Linked DNA regions of Mus musculus: region 2 is linked to region 1. A link is a loop called in an ENCODE intact Hi-C map of the cell type or tissue named here. Cell type or tissue: left cerebral cortex. All regions are shown on one strand. Links, peaks and the distances in the headings refer to the core of each region. The heading gives the core; the rest is flanking DNA. Region 1 overlaps Slc2a13 (solute carrier family 2 (facilitated glucose transporter), member 13). Region 2 overlaps Slc2a13 (solute carrier family 2 (facilitated glucose transporter), member 13).

Region 1 (8,580 bases), core at 193-8,192:
ACCGTGCCTGAGAGCTGTGATACTTTCCGACAGACACAGAGGTAAGTTTTCCATGTGGCCATAGAATGGCTGCGATAGCTCTCAAGCTAAAACCTCCTTTTTCCTTTAATAACAAGTCACGAAAGGGTCCTGGAAACAAGGACACACTTGAAGAATAGGTCTGTCTTAAAAGCAGGCGGCCTTGCTGGTCTTTTGGGAAGCAGAACTGGCCATAGGATGATCTTGTTCTCTGAACTACTGACTTCCTAATGAAGAATTACTCCCTGGAAACGCTGCTCCAAGAATCTCTGCCTGGCTGTTCTGGCCATTTGCCATAGTTCCCAGCTGCACCGTGCCTTCCCAACAGCCCATGATGCTGCTCATCCAAGCTGTTCGGTGTGCCGGGAGCCTGGCAGCGTCCCTCTGTGGGAAGCATGGCTGCAGATGACTACTTGAAAATAAAACTCAACCCCAGGCTGAATATATCATCTGGCTTTCTAATCGGTTTCCAGATGAGTGGCTGCTCTCAGTGGCTCCCCCCCCCCCCCCCCCCGCTCATTTCTGCAAACATGGTTTAAGAACTTGATATTTAAGTAAGAACATGATCTTGATCCTTTGGAATAGAAGTAGGTGGATGCATGTGAGTGCATTTTCAATATCGTTAGTCCCACAAAAGCTGCTGATTCTACGGTATGATACTATTCTTCAGAGAAGCCTATGGATATTAATATTCTAAGACATACCGAACATAAAGAAATCTCAGGAAACAATCATGACTATCCTTTAGCCAACAGAAACAAGACTTCTTTTTCAAACTCTAGCAGGTATTTGCACGGTAGCAGGCCTATATATTAAAATAATCATAGCAAGCTACTCCCCAGGGCAATCCAGTCCACTCTCACTCATGGTGAGCTCCATGTTGAACCTTTTATTTAATATCCTCGTTTTAATTAATAATAGCTTCCTTTAGGTTACATTGTATGTTGCACAAACAGAAACTCATAGTTCTCAAAGTGAAATGAAGCAGCCATTTGTATACAAAATCATTTACATAACACACCCTAAAATCTACAACTACCATCATGGTAACTGAACAAATTTGTGGCAAGAAAAAAAAAATCCCCAATGCTGGAGAGTTTCTTATTCTTGCCCATAAGGAGCTGATATGTGTTTTGCCTGAGACTACCCCACTTAGCTTCTGCTTGGGTCACACTCCCATTCCTCAAAGCAGACCATCAGCTTCAGGGCTGATTTCCTGTCTGTAAGAAGGAACTGAAGCTCAGGGCAGACCTGAATTCCTACTCAACCACACCCATGATGTCTGTCATCTGAAGGTGATTAGCTGAAATATGGATCTCACTGCTCCTGATATGGACTGCATTTATATGCAAATTCACACACACACACACACACACACACACACACACACACACACACACACCATACTCAGGAACACCCACTAAGTATGCAAAGCAGCAGGTAATTTCCCAAAGGTTTTATCTTAACTGGAAGAAATAGTTTCATTTCACCAGTTTCTAGGATAGTTAAGCCCCCCCCCCCCCTTCGGTCTGCTGGAACTTTGTTGCTGGGCAACCAAGAGGAGAAGGATAAGAGGGCGGCAGGAAGTCTCAGTTGTATTATTCAGGCCAAGCAACTATTAAGTCAGTTACTAAAACTTGTATTAAGGTGAGCAGCATTTAAAAGCACAGGGTTCCGCTGTCTTCTGGGACGATTTTTAATTAAAGGTCCATAAAGGTTCATCATGATGAACTTTTCTTCCCTCTCTCGTCAAATAGGAAACTAGACATGACAGTTATGAGGGACAACAAGCTGTCTCATTTAAAAGTGGCTTTGCTGTGCCCGTTAGAAAATAAAAATGAACATTTACCTATTTTTTATACCATTAACTTTTGTTGTTGTTCGGTGTTTTGGCTTTTGGAGAACAGGCCCCACTCTCTAGCCTAGGTTCTCCTCAAGCTCCTTCAACGCCCCTGCTAAGTGTACCACAAACAGGGGTTTTTGTATCTTAGCTTTCTCCTTTTGTATGTAATAAGTTATTCCATGGGGAAAATTAGGCAAATTGAAACATAAATCAGGGTTATATGTGCTTTAGTATATTATATGGCTTCCTAAAAATGCTTAATTGGTTGTAGCTATTAATTACATTTTAATAATCTTTCAGCATTTTCTTCACATTTTACACAATATATAAATGAGCCTTTAAGATAAGAAAACCATCCCGTCTTACAGCTTTTACAGGGAGAGGTATGTATTTAGCCTGTCAATTATTTATAAGTTCAGAAAGGCATTTGCACCCACTCAAATATCCCAGTCAGGACTTCCCCACAGATAGAGACTTTGGTCAAAGAAGAGGAAGGATGCAAAAGTCTGATTTACTTTTTAGGATGGGAAAGAAAAAAAAAATCAAAACCAGACCGTGTATAAAACGCAGGAAGAGAAGGAAGGGGATTCTATGGGGCAATGCAGAGCTGTACATGGCAGATGATATAGTCTGAACAGCTGTATGTGTGTGAGCCCTAAGTTAATCAGACTTGGGCTATCCAAATGAGATTTAAAAACTAACAATAATTATTTGTTCAAGAAATTGAGGATATTAAATAGTGAGTAACTCTTGAGGGGGGTGAAGGTAAATTACACTCGGTATAGAATGACTAATATTTACATATTTTCCACACATGGAAATCTCGAGCATGACAGAGAATAGGGAAGAAACTATTTAATGCTCCCTTTCACAGAGAGATGAAAGACTTTTGTAAAATCCCTTTCTTGTGCACACACGGCTGTGGGGCCAAAATGCATGGTGTTTCCCAACCTCTCGAATTCTGCTGCCAATCATTTCTCTTTGCTTCTAAGTTCTATCTTAAAGAAGCTTTTCCTTCTGAGATGGGCTTATTATATCAAAAAGATGGGGTTTATACTCACACTAACAAAAGTCACCTAATAAGTGAATACACCTTTTATTTCTCAGCAACATAGTAAGAAAGATAACTCCCTCTTACATTCCTTGAACTTGAAGCTCTTTGGTTTGACTACTGTATTACATGTCAATGCAATATGCACATGTAAACATGGTTCTGTTCAATGTAGTGTTACAATAGCATGACATAGGAAGGCTGGACATGCATGTTAGATATAAACATGTGCAAGAAATTAAATCAAAGCCCAAAACTGACTCTAAAACTACAGGCAGGTATTCATGTAGGAAGATTTTGAAGACAGAAATGTAGTGAGTATGATATACTTCCTATCTGTGAGTTCAGAGGGATCTAGGCCAACAGGTCTGGAATTGAACCTCCTCTTTAGCTGCACTGTGGGATAACTTTCTTCATCTCTCTAACACAGTGGCTCCCAACCTTCCTAATGCTGTGACCCTTTAATACAGTGCTCCCTTGCTAAAAAGAGGGAGTTTTAGTTCCTCTACTATCCCTCCTCATCCTCTCCTCCCCCACATCTTCCACTACCCCTCCCCCTTCTCTCAGACCACATTGTACTAGTGGGTGTGCCTTTCAGGGCCATCCATTAATGGAGCTTACCGGATTCACAGCTGGGTGAGACTAATGCTAACTTTTCTCCTCCTCCAGTATGGTGCTTAGCACCCTCAAGCCTTGTGAAGGTAGCCAGCAGCTTCTAGGTATCAGCTTGATTACCTCATGAATGGAGTTTATGGTGTCTTTAGCATTAGATTCTTACTGTCAAGTTCTACAAGGTAACCAAGAGCATTAGAAATATCTTGTAATGCTTGTGGGTCAATGGAACTTCATTGGTAAACAGTTTCAGGAGAAGTAACCTATTCCTAGAGCTGGGCTTTTTTTTGTTAGCCTGTTGTGTAGTAGGGGCACTGTTACCCTGTTACAGATAACACCGTTTAACTCTTTTTACTTATATGTACTGATATAGTTTAGGAAGCTGATACAGTAGTAGTTTTCCATCTGATTTTTTTTTAAAAGGACCTATTGTTTTTTTTCGCCACCAAGTATTACCCCCGCTACTGTCCTTTCTCCACCAAAGGTTATATAACCACTATCCGGACTCCTGTGAGTTCCAAGTGAGGCTCTGATACACAAAAAGAGACTGTTTGAATTTTTCCGAGAGAACATTGCTTGTGAATATGAATGTGCCTGCCTTCCATTACGTAGCTATTCTTTTCTGTGCTCTTGCACACCATATGTCACAACAGAGGAAATCAACAACCCTGGGAAGCCACGGAACACATCTGACAGCTGCAGGACTGGCTGATTCACGGATGGTGACAGAAAAACATTCACCACAACTGGGGACACAAAACGTGTGGACTTTAATGAGCCTGGCTACGGGGGGAGAAAAAAACATGTCCAACAACTTCTATTTTAATTGGAAGTGTCATCTCACAGAGCTGCTGCGAGTCTCGCACTATACTTTGTTATGGGTTCCTCAGAAACACCGCACATGGCAGGATACACACGCAAATGTCGGCCTTGGCAAGAACTCAGACCGAAATAACAATGGCATTTTGTCCTTTTCGGAAACTGCTACTGCCTCTTTATCTAACTGTGGGACGTTTGGCTCATCACTGCTATTCCGATACCCTCCCCATTTATAAGAACTATCAAGTTTAATTATTTTGTTGTTGGTCATTAAATGCAAACACTATTTCGGCTCAGTAATTGTGGGTTACTTATTTACTATATGTACATATGGGCATGCATCTGTCTGTGTGAATTTATGTGCATCGCATGTGTGTAGGGGCTTTGGCAGGTCCGAGGGAGTTAGATGCCTTGAAACTGGAGTTATAAGTAGTTGTGAGCCTCTTTTGGAGGGTGATGAGAACCAAACGGGGCTACTCTTCAATAACGGCGGTGTACTTAACGTGTGAGCCGTTTCTCCAGCTTTTAGTCTTGACTTCAACTTGTTTTCTGATTTGCGATAATTATATCCAGTGAAAACTGGAGAGCAAAGAATAACTAACTACAAGGGGGATTTCTTTGCTTTTATTTGACATATACATAAACATGTAAATATATATGTATATACACACATAAATATTTGATATATATCATATTTATATAATATTATATAAATTATATAATGATTATATATTGTACACACACATATATTATTCATGGGCATATATGTACAACAGAAATACAGACATCAGAGAAATGTCAGGAAGCTATACCTATGAAGTCTCACCAAGATGAATGCCAAAACAAGACCTGAACAAGGATAGCACTAATAGACTTGCTAACATGGAAGGGGAACGTTCTGGAGGCCTCACCTCTAGACAAAGAACTACAGGCAGGTGAGGAATGCTGACATCAGGAAAATCAGACTTCCCCAGGGAAAAGCACACCAATTGTTTACATAGCACCAAAAAATCAGCCCTGAAAATATACAATAAGTAGCAACATACAGACGAAGTAGATTATCTCTATTTATTTAGGTGAAGACACACACATGCACACAGACAGACAGACAGACAGACACACACACACACACATCAATTAAGGAAAAAGTGACCTTGAATTTGAGAGGGAGCATGAGGCAGAGGTACATGGCAGAGCTTGGAAAGGAAGTGGGGAAATGATATAATTATAATATAACTCAAAAAATTAAAACATCATGAAAGAATAAAGTAGATAAGACTGGATATCTGAAGGTTGTTCAATATATTCCTAGAGACCTGTATGGAGTGGCAGTCGAAAGTGTGAGCATCGGGCTGAAGTCACAAAGTGCTCTCCATTATGACAGAACCTCAAGTTCACATTAACAGCCAACTCACTGATGCACACATTAAACGAGGGCAGGAAAAGCCTAACAAAGAAATGCCAAGTGCCCTTTTCAATTGTGCATGCAGTCAGAACAGGGATATATTGGCCGACACAACCCTCAGGAGTCAATCCCACCCTAGCACAAGGTCAGAGGTCAACTGCATAGATAGATAGATAGATGCCTTTGAAAAAGAAACTTGTATGGAGAGTTTGCAAACTTAGCTCAGCAATTTCCTACTGCCATGCTTCACTGGGAGGTTTAAATTAGACAGTGATGGATGTTTGAGTGTTAGGCAAACAGTGCCAGAGTTTAAAACCATAAAAACAAAGCTGTTTCATCAAAGTGACAACCGAGGCCATTGCTAAGTTAAAAATAACCGTGTAATAGCTAATTCCAGGAGTCCGACGCTGGAAGGAGACTTCGCAACTTGAGGATTGCACAAGATATAACAAGCTCAACGACTCCATCTAACAAACAAACTTCTGATTCACAGCCCAGTTTTGATGGAAGAAAAAAATTAAGATTTGACTACTTACCTTAAATCAAAAGACAAAGAACACTCATTATTCCTGCCCAATTGAATTTTGTCATCAAAGGAGGAAGGACTACTGTCACTGAGGATCCTTGAAACATCCTCCCTTGAGAGCTAGAAACAATTTTAAGCCAGAAGTATCACACTAGTGTAGGTGCAAAGAGAAATCTTACACCAAGAGCCACGCCAACTTCAGAAGAATAAGTGATGGATGATCTTTAAGTTACAGGCTGTCTCAGGTGAGCCTCATCAGAGCAGGACTCTGCAGAGAACATCACGGGACACCATTAGACCAGAGATTGGATGTCCCTCTTGCTATGTTGTCATGAATAACTTTTCGGAGAAAGTGCCTTTTGTGCTAAGGAAAGTGAAAATGAGTTAACACCAACCCGCTTCTGCTGCAGTGAACACATCCGTTCTGAAGCTCTGTCCTTCACTGCCAGCTTAACTTTAGAATTACGTATGCCCATACTGTACCCAATGGCCTTCCAAAGTAAAATGCCACTAATGAGACGAGACAGAAAACAAACAATGGAAGAAACGTGAGCCACTTTATAAATTACCTTTGCATTTGTTAACTGTTTTCTAGGAACAGCAGCTCATACACGCCTGGCGCCCAGGGCTGCCCCAGCTCTCAAGCTATTATGTATTTAAAAGTAACCTGTGTCTCCTGGGAGAGCAGCCAGTGCTCTTAACTACTGAGAGACCACTGCAGCCCCTGGAGATTGGAATTAAATTCGTGTAAAACTGATGCCCTTATCCTCCCTAAAACCAACTGCACATCAGCAACTGCACCGTAGTCTCTCTTGATCCCTCATCTCTGGCCTCCCCAGAGTTCTGCTAGCATTGTGGCACTTCTTTCTGCACCCTGCATGCTCTCAACTCTCCAGGCGGAGTGCTGTCCACTCCTCAGAGCCTACCGCCTCGATCCGTTCTTAGTGAGGGAACATCTACCTGATGGTCTCTCCTTCTGACTCTTCTGTCGTCTGGTCCATGTTTTATTTTTCTCTGCACCATTGATTACATTATGAAACAAGTCGGTCATTCTGTAACTCTACTGACACAACACCCATAGAAAGAAAAAGCTACACGATGCATCCTATACACTGAGGATCAAAGGACCTTGCCCATTAAACTCTGCTCTACCCAGGTGGACGCACACGTACACATTACTAATTACATCTAAGCAAGATGCAATTATTATAATTGTTTAAGTGAGGATGATACGCTAAGATACTTTTAATGGTACGAAACGGACACTAAACTTACTTTTAGGAGCTGTGCTCTTAAACTTTTGAAACTTTTCCTGGGGAAACCCGAACAAATGTCTACTTGCTCCAGAGAGGGCACCAACACCAAACCAAAGTAACAACTCAAGTGAAATCCAATTTGGTGAATCAATAAGTTTACTGGACTCAGTTACTGGAGCACAACTAGGGGATTAATTATAGCAGTATCTATGACTCACAGGCAGCTGCATCATCAGAGAGCATCCTCCCCAGTCATGGGTGACCAGTCCCCAAAGGCAATCCTGGACTTCCATGCATGACATGTAGGTAGCTCAGGTGGTTGGAGAGTCTCCTAGTCCCAGAAGTTGTTACTACTTACACAACCATAGGGGAAAGGATTGTGAATCCTTTATGTTTCAGGTACTTCCTGAGTTTGCTTACATAATGAGTCTTAGGGAACGTCCCTCTAGAAATAAAAGTTTCATTTCTGAGAGAATTGTTACACAGCACCCAACCTCATTCTTAATGACAACTTCATGATGCTCCCTGAGCCATGGAGAGGATGATTATAAATATCTAATTATTTTCTTCCACCTATGGCTGAATATTTGAGCCACTGTGCCATAGAGATAGTAACTTAGACTAAGGATCATGGCTAGCCACCAGCCTCAGCAGTGTAAGACCCATTGTGAAGAAAAGGTCCCTTCCACGACTGGAGGCTAGGATCAACAGTGATGAACATAAGCACAAATGTCCAGAAGACAGCTTGACAGATCACATTCATTCATGAGAACGTTAGCACCGAAAGCCTATGACCTCCTCAGCCTTGTGCTTTTCCCTAGGATTACAGTAGGAGATCTCAGTTCTTCTCATAGAACAGGCCACTAGTCCAGTTAGAAAACAGCTGCTAGAACCCGTGACAACTTGGGCACCATCAAACATGTGGTAACACATGCCCATAGTGTAGCATATGGGATCTGTTGGTGGAAGCCATGCAGGAACGGGTATGGCAAGCAAGTGAATTTCCTGAAGATGGCCTACCATTTTTTTCATGGCTGCAATTTGTGCACT
Region 2 (8,580 bases), core at 383-8,382, 67 kb after region 1:
GGCATGGCACAAAACATAATTTTACTTGATGTGGTTTGTACTGCACTTCTAGATAAATATGGCTCTCTAGGGATGAGGTCAGTATTTTAGAATCTGCATATGGCAGTTTTATTTTGGGGCATGTCTGCAGCTACCATATGGCCAATGGCAATCTGTGAAGGGAGTCAGGATGTGTCTATTTAAAATACCGACTAAAATTGGAGTTTCCACTCAAATGCTCTGGAACAGATTTTTATGAATGTTAAATCTTATTTTGACTTGTAAAAATTCAACCTGACCACTGTAAAATATATAATGAAATGCATTTTTAGCATTTTCATTGATTACATCCTTGTAATGGATGTATGTGTGCATGCATGAGATATTTAACAGTTATATTTTTACCAGAGATAATAAGTTATTCACTTTCCTGTCCTATTTGTTCACAACTTACATATACTGTAATTGAGTCCATCTCATGATCTAATTAGTCTCTTATGATCATTTGTCTCTACAGTTTACAAAGAACTGAAGCAGTGACTAAGTACCTCTCATATCCAAAATATCTGTCCTCCAAAGTCCTTCCAAACACCAGAATTCTATGCCTATTGAATGAAAAGCTTAGTGATATATATATTTAAAATATATGGATACTTATAAGAAACAGACACAACATGTCTGATATGTAAGAGCTTATGAAGCATGGCTATTCTAAATTACTTCCACTCATTATTCACCAAGTTACTATAAATGTTTTCAGAAAATAGTGATGAACAATTTTTCTAACACTTTCCTAAAAAGCACTATTCATAAATATTCTATTTAGAGGACTGTTGTAAAGTCCATTTACTATATTCGTGTGTGCCCATTTGGTTTTGTTTCAATGCAAAGAGGGAAGGAACTGATGAAAATGATGTCTGAGGGAGTTGAATAGTGTTACAAAGACCAAGGAATCAAATTTGGTTTTAACATAATAAAGAACTAACATTTAATATGCTCAAGGTATATTAGTTAGGGTTCCCTAGAGGAATAAACTTAGAGAATGAATCTATCTATATAGACAGACAGAGAGAGAGATAGATGGACAGACAGAGATAGAGGTCCAGATAGAAATACAGATAGAGATAGAGGTAGAGGTAGAGATACAGAGACACATATGGAAAGGGGTTTTATTAGAATGGCTTACTGGCTGTGGTCCAGCTAATCTAACAGTGACTGCCTACCAACAGAAGTTTCAAGAATATAGTAATTGTTTAGTGTCGTAATACACGAAGGAATGGAAACATCCGAAACCCGAATAAATATCTACTCCACTAAGGATAAAGCACTATTCTTTCTACCGAGGAAGAGGTCTAGTGTAGTCAACCTGCCAACAGGTTACTGGGTGGTCTCTGTCCCCACCCCACCCTCAACCCCCCATGAATGGCACCATATCTGGAACTCAGTATTGGTTTCTACTGTTGGAAAATTTGGCACTCAGCAGCAGCTGTAGCCAGGTCACCCTTGGGGATTTGGGATCCATGTTGTTGAGCCCATGCATAACTGGATCTTAGCCGCCATGGCCATTCCGTTCATGGGCCCATTGGGTAAGGAAAGGGATAGCCCTGGGGCACCCCATGGTTTGGAGACTAGGAAAGAAAGTGCTGCATCAGCCAAGGAGACGGATCAGAGGCAGCTGTTGATTCAGAAGTCAAAGCAGGAGAAAGTACTTCTGGAAGCTGGAGGTAGGGAGGAGAGAACGGAAGGGAAAGAGGGATGGAGAATGGAAGGGGAGAGGGAAGGGAAGAGAGTAAGAGTGAGAGGGAGGGAGAAGCGGGTAGAAAACATATGAACTACTGGTTCTCAGACTGTTCTCTGTTAGGCAATGTAGCAGAGCGATACTCGGTGTGTTTGCAAAGGGGTAGTGCCAGGAAATCTTGACACGAGCCATTCTTATCAGCTTCCAGACACACAGGCTACTCCGATTGGGAAGGGAGCTCAGGTGTTGACAGAAACAAAAGGGACTGGAACTTTAAGGGGCTTTTACATGAACTACCACAGGAACATTAGGTATGAACTAGATAAAGTGATGTGGAGTTTTAAATGTTGACTTGACAGTTTTCATTTAACTGTGAGTGAACTAATCCCTCTCATACCCTCCTCCCTCCCACCTTACATCTCTGTTTACCTCCCTTAAATTATATGCTAATGAAGAAGGTCCAATAGATATGAGAAGGTCACCTCTGTGTGGAAGAATAGGTAATTGCTTAAGGAGCAGGGTTTTCTGTGGACATAAAGAGACAGAATCCATCCAGCCTGGAAGAGGCTGACTTGTAACAACAGTTGGACTACAGAGGGAATGATCATAACCCAGGGACTTGGGAGTATGGATAGCCTTGGAGAAAGCTTGCATTTAAGGCTATCTATCACAAGAAAAGGATCCAGCCACAGTCCCTAAGATGGAGCACAGAAATGTTAGAGAAGAAACAAAATTACATAAGATGGAGACAAACAAGGGGGTGAAAGCTTTAAATAAGAATGAGCCTCAGTGCCCATAAATTGATGAGTGGATGATGAAAATGAGGTACATTTAAATTCAGGGGTGGATATTACCTTTTTAGGTGTGTGTGTGTTTCATTTCAAATACTTAGAGGCTAGTGACAACCATTGAAGTAGGAGGCTCAAAAAAAGGGAGAGAGAATGCAGCATTATAAGGGGATAATAGGCTATAATGGAACAAGAAGAATTACATTTATTTGTATATATTTATATATACATTAAAGTTTTTAATATAGTTATACTATGACAGGGGGATAATACTCCAACTAGACACTAAACATTCTCCACTCAATAAAACAAAGTACCTCGGAACCACGAGCATGTTACTTCATTTGAGTTAATAGAGAATAGGGATCCCAAAGGCTATTGGCCCTGCTCCTTGATACCCTCAAGGACCTGATATTAGGACCCTACTGTTGAAGATACAACTTATTTGAGATATAAGCATAGAGAAATCAAGTGGGTCGGGCAGTGGTGGCCCTCGCCTTTAATTCCAGCACTTAGGAGGCAGAGGCAGGTAGATTTCTGAGTTTAAGGCCAGCCTGGTCTAGAGTGAGTTCCAGGACATCCAGGGCTATACAGAGAAATCCTGTCTCAAAAAAACGAGAGAGGGAGCGAGAGCGAGAGAGAGCAAGAGAGAGCGAGAGAGAGCGAGAGAGAGCAAGAGAGAGCAAGAGAGAGCGAGAGAGAGCGAGAGAGAGCGAGAGAGAGCGAGAGAGAGTGAGAGAGAGCGAGAGAGAGCGAGAGAGAGTGAGAGAGAGCGAGAGAGATCAAGTGGTTACAGACCCCTACTGGCTTCCCTTGCAATGAACTGTAGTATTTAAACAAACCCTTTCTTCTTTCTTCTGTTGCTTACAGCCATGGCGTTCATCACAGCAACAGAGAAGCAAACTAGGTCAGAAGTAAATGTTCAGCGATGCATATGTGCCTATGATTTTGAGTTGCAAATAAATGTCACACCGCATTGTTACGTGCAAGCACTGGGTAGTTAACGTGTGATAGAAGCACTGTGCTTCCTACCGCGCTAAGGTTACAAAGCACAATAGCTCTTGCTTCAACGGTGACACCACCTTAAGAAATGTGAGTCACAGAAAAAAGCCCTGCTGTCAGAATGTCAACTTTACTTGGGAGCTCACTTTTGTCTTCTAATAGGGCTGAATACAGGACCTGAAATAGCTGCATTGTTAAAGAATCCCACCAGATTCCTCTTACGACAGCAATGAACCAGTCCAGGGACATATCTGCCCCCATGTGAAGCATCTGAGAAGAGGGTGGGAGGGAGTGCTGCTGCTTCACATCATCACACACTGCCATGCCTCCAGTTTTTACCAAATATAATTTATGACCATCATCGGGTATCTACGCAGATTGGTAGACTCAGAGAAATTAGGCAAGACTTGCCTAATTTCTTGCCTTCCATGAGTCTATATGGCAGATACTGCTCATCAGGCAGACCATGACGAGAACCACCCCGGGCCGGAATTCATCACCTGAGAGCCGAGCAACACATTTTCGCTCAAGTGCACCACAGGAAAAGCATCTACCAAATTCCATGACTCATGGAGGCCAGTCATGAGCTTTCATAAAAAAGTAAGTCAGTGCTCCTAATCTGCAATGGTTTTAAACTACAGTAAAAACGTAAGTGCAGCATTTTAGCTAAGATATTCTCACTGTGTACTTTCTACCCTACCAAATCTAAAACTAGTGTCTACCAGGAGATTTAACTAGTGTCTCTTAATGCTTTCTGGTCTTAGTGTTAGAAAATAACATCCACTTATGGAGAAAGCAATGCTGTCTTTCTAGCACAGCATTGAGACTGCATACAGTATACCATGTTATTTTCTAAAAATTATATATATATATATATATATATATATATATATATATTGGTTTTTTTCGAGACAGGGTGTCTCTGTATAGCACTGGCTGTCCTGGAACTCTCTGTATAGACCAGGCTGGCCTCGAAATTCGCCTGCCTCTGCCTCCCAAATGCTGGGATTAAAGGCGTGTGCCACCATGTCCGGCTATATCTATATCTATATCTATATCTATATCTATATCTATATCTATATCTATTTCTATTTCTATTTCTATTTCTATTTCTATTTCTATCTATCTATCTACCTGTATGTATATATGTATATATGTATATGAATATATATATATATATGTATGTATATATATATATGTGTGTGTGTGTGTGTGTGTGTATGTATGTATATATATATTTGCACTTTGAGACAGGACCTTACTGTTTCCTTGATTGGTCTGGAGCTATTTACTGATGTGAGCCTTGAGACCATGGAAATCCTGGTGTCTTTTATGTGCCAGGCTAACAGGCATGTGCTGCCACCCCCATGTTAACACTGGTGTGCAAAGAACCAGGAAGGAAAACCACGCGAACAGCGCAAGTAATTTTAGCTAAGTGACTGACTATGTTTCAGTTGGACAGCTGGGGTAAAGGAAGGAAACAAGAAGGTCAAAAAGAGGAGGCTAAGCATGAACTCACATTCATTCCACCCTAGGAGACTCGAGCAATGTAAACAAACTGCCCTTCCTCCTGGAAGGTCTGTCTTCGTGGTATAAGAGGGGATAAAGGCTCCAAGCAGCTATGTATTTCTTCAAAAAGTACAAAGCAAGTATGCAGCAATGTCTGCTCTTATGACCCCAGGCCCCAAAGTCCCTCTCCTTTCCACATACATGTCAGACTAATTTCCTGCAGAATCAAGGAACTGGTTAAACAGACCAGTTTTCTCCATTATCCTGAATGCCACTGCCATCCTCAGTTCTCAGCCAGGGAGGAAAAAATTTCAATGGACCGAACCTCTTCCAAGACTCAGCGATGCTTCTACCCTCGCTATATCAGGAGTAGTTAAATAACATGGCAAATTTTTGGAAAACTGGGTCGGAATGAATAAACCTGTGTTCTGCAGACTCATCTCAAGGGCAAGGTCAACATCATTTTAACAACTGTGCTCCACCTCCCATTACATCTGTAATTGTTCCAGCACTACCGCCCTAGCAGTGCTGTGCTCCGGACGCCCTCATGGCTTGCAAGCCTTCTTCTTTTCTAAGTATAGCTCGGATTTGGCAGTGTGGGCATCCGGAAGCAAACCTTGTTCTAACAGGGCTTATTTAGATGAGCAAGAACATTTCAAGCAAAACAGAAAGGATGCCAATAAACCACACACTACGCCAAGCCACTGCTTATTCAGGGCTGAGCTGCTACTTTTTATGCTTCCCCTGACAAAATGCCCACTACACTAGCATTCCTTATATGCCCAGTCAGTCATCCCTCAGCTGAGTTACTACCCTTCAAGAGGATCCATTTCTACTCTCTAGTGGTCTTACGACTACTGTCCAAAGACCGTGAAGCTAGGATTGGCATGATCCTGAAGCTCTGTGAACTCAGTGCTCACTGTAGATCCAATATTGCACAGAACTGACAAAAGGTCGCATCCAATAACTCTTTTACTTTAAACTTAGTTTTACAATAATATCACAGAAAATAAATTTACTATCACTATATATATATATATAATAAATTTAAAATCTAAAGTGAAATTACTGTTAAACAGGCTATTGTTGGCACTTTAGATCTTTCCTTTTATAAACTGGGTTTATTTCTTTTATGTGGAAGCACAAAGCACACATATACAGGTCAGAGGACAACCTACCATTATCAAGTCTTGTATCCACCATGTAGAATCTGAGGATCAAACTCAGGTTATCAGGCCTGCTGAACCATATTGCTAATCCTACATCTTTATTTATACATATATAAGAATTATATACAAAGTACTTTTGAAATTATAAATCAGGATTTTTTTCAAAGTTATATACCCTTGACTACATGTAATGATTTAAAACTACATATGGGTTTAATTTACATTTCATTTAATAATGTAAGAAGAAACCATCATTTTCTAATACAAGTTTGGCATCTAATATTTTAGAGAATTCCTGACTAATGAGTCTCAACTTAATTTCTAGAAGTAATTCAGTTACTTGCTTCAGCATTTTTCTTCAAAAATAACTGAGAGCACTTGGGTTTCACTTTTGTTAACAATACTAGAAGATTTTTTTAAAGACATGTTTTAATCAAGATAGGATAGAAATTTCTGACAAGATTAAATTACATTTAAAAAGAAATGGAAAAAGTAGATTATATTCTTGTACATTTCCTTCAAAGAATCACTTTATAAACAAGAAGATAAGTTCATTGCCTTGTAGTCTAACTCTGAATGCATTATGTTAAACATAGTATGTATCTAGAGTGCACAAATCCATTGGCTACAGATCCTTTAAACCAAGACTATGTTGACATGTATTTGTTTGTTTATTGTGTATGGGTGCCGGACATGTGTCATGTACAGGTAAGAGGACAACATGCAGGAGCATTATGTGGTTTCCAGGAATGGAACCCAAGTCATGAGACTTGGGGTTAAGCTCTCTTGCCTGCTGAGTCATATTACTGGTTCATCTATTAAGGAAATCTTTAAGTCAAAAGTTTTATTTAAATAAGCAGAGTCTGAGAAAGCACAAAGGAAGGATACTTTCCCAATATCTCCTGCAAGGTTCTAAATTACAGTCCTCTTCTTGGTCTTAAGGGACTTATATCCCAACAAATTCCCATTTTCGAGGTATGTCTTATTTCTTTGGAAGCATATGCCTGTCAGCTTACAAGTCCTTCTACCATTGTTTTGAAGGAAGTCTACCCACCTGCATTCTAGATAAAAAGCTGAGGCCCTGGGAAGACAAATGTTCAGTCTGTGTTGTTTATGAGGGACATAAATAATTATTATCTGTTCCCTTTTATTTTTGTAAAAACAGTGAAGCTAATTTTTCATTTCATATTTCAAAACACCATGTAAAGGAGACACTACACACACTTAGCTAAGACAAGTGTTTGCAGAGGAATAAATATATATTCCATAGACCATGCAGAGCCCACAAGAAGAAGACAGAGACTTCTGCTACTTACCATGATAGCTCAGTGGCCAATAAAAATTTGATTTAATCTCATTTGAAATTCACTCTTGGCTTGCATTCTTTCTTATATTTAATTTAGAAAAATTAAGAAATGCCCACCAACTTTATCCCATAGTCACAATTCTGCCTTGGAAAATTAGCTTATATCTTCCTGTTTTGAATAGCCGTGGGTTGCTTGCATTTTGATGCTAATTCGTCTCTCCTGGGAAGGGTTGAAAACTAATGAGTAACTCAGGTGACTTCTTGTGCATAAGGAGCCAATCACTGGGCAAGTAGGTGGGACTTTGGGGATGGACAGAGGAAGAGAGGAAGCAAAACAGAGTCAGGCCCTTTTTGGACAGGGATAGCTTGAGGACAAGATGTAACTCCAAGTGTCTCCTGATAGATCCACCACTGGAGGATTTAGATTCAATAAGGCTTACAAGATTAGGGTTTTAATTGTTGTGCCCAACGATTGAATTACCATTATTTCTGAGCTAAGTTTGTGTTGTGTTTTCCTTCACACAGTGGCTCATCTGGGTTCAAGAGGGAAAGGTACAGAGGCAAAGCATGGGTTTGCCTGATGTGCACCACAAAGGTCATGGGGACTTTAAAGCTGAGGGTTGGCATGGTAATGACCCTCCAGAGGGAACCTAGAGAGCTGGGTAGAGTCTCAAGGAGATAAAAACAGGTCACCCATTGCCTGCCAGTACATGGCTGGCCAGGTCGGTGGGGCAGAGAGCAGGTTCTTGGAGTTTTTAAAAAAATATTTCCCACAACATCTTCCTATGGGAAAAGAACAGGTAAACATATCACCAAACATTAATCAGTTAATATCCCTCAAGTTTAAGAGTAGAATTAATCAGTGAATGTTACTTATAACCAAAATGAGATTATTCAAGCATCAGTAATACTTTAAAATGTGATCACTTGTATAGTGTAAACACACATGTGCATATGAACACATGAACTCACATACCTACTACCTACTACCTGTAACTTCCATCATATACCTACTACAAAAGGAACATCCCAGGACCAAAGGCATCCACATGGCTAAAGACCCTCAAGGGAATATAATTACAAGGCCAG

What was found. A loop is a pair of places that touch in the nucleus more often than their neighbours do. Peaks named below come from ENCODE experiments on the same cell type or tissue, not always from the same donor. Only the 100,000 strongest peaks of a DNase experiment are listed, where the experiment ranks them.
Region 2: a loop joins it to region 1, with 5 times the contacts of the local background. A loop is called at or near these places in 3 of 42 quality-filtered maps.

What each region holds. Positions count from the first base shown.
Region 1 is chr15:91,373,053-91,381,632 of GRCm38, forward strand. The region is part of intron 4 of Slc2a13 (solute carrier family 2 (facilitated glucose transporter), member 13); the gene reads right to left. Among named protein-coding and RNA genes, the nearest start is that of CN725425, 180 kb to the left of the region's middle. In left cerebral cortex, for the core only: no CTCF peak of the experiment used is centred there; DNase peaks (open chromatin) are centred at 354, 4,276 and 6,702; H3K4me3 peaks cover 527 bases; H3K27ac peaks cover 100 bases.
Region 2 is chr15:91,439,962-91,448,541 of GRCm38, forward strand. All of the region lies in intron 3 of Slc2a13 (solute carrier family 2 (facilitated glucose transporter), member 13), which reads right to left. Among named protein-coding and RNA genes, the nearest start is that of Slc2a13, 130 kb to the right of the region's middle. In left cerebral cortex, for the core only: no CTCF peak of the experiment used is centred there; DNase peaks (open chromatin) are centred at 3,777, 4,952 and 5,624; H3K27ac peaks cover 3,484 bases.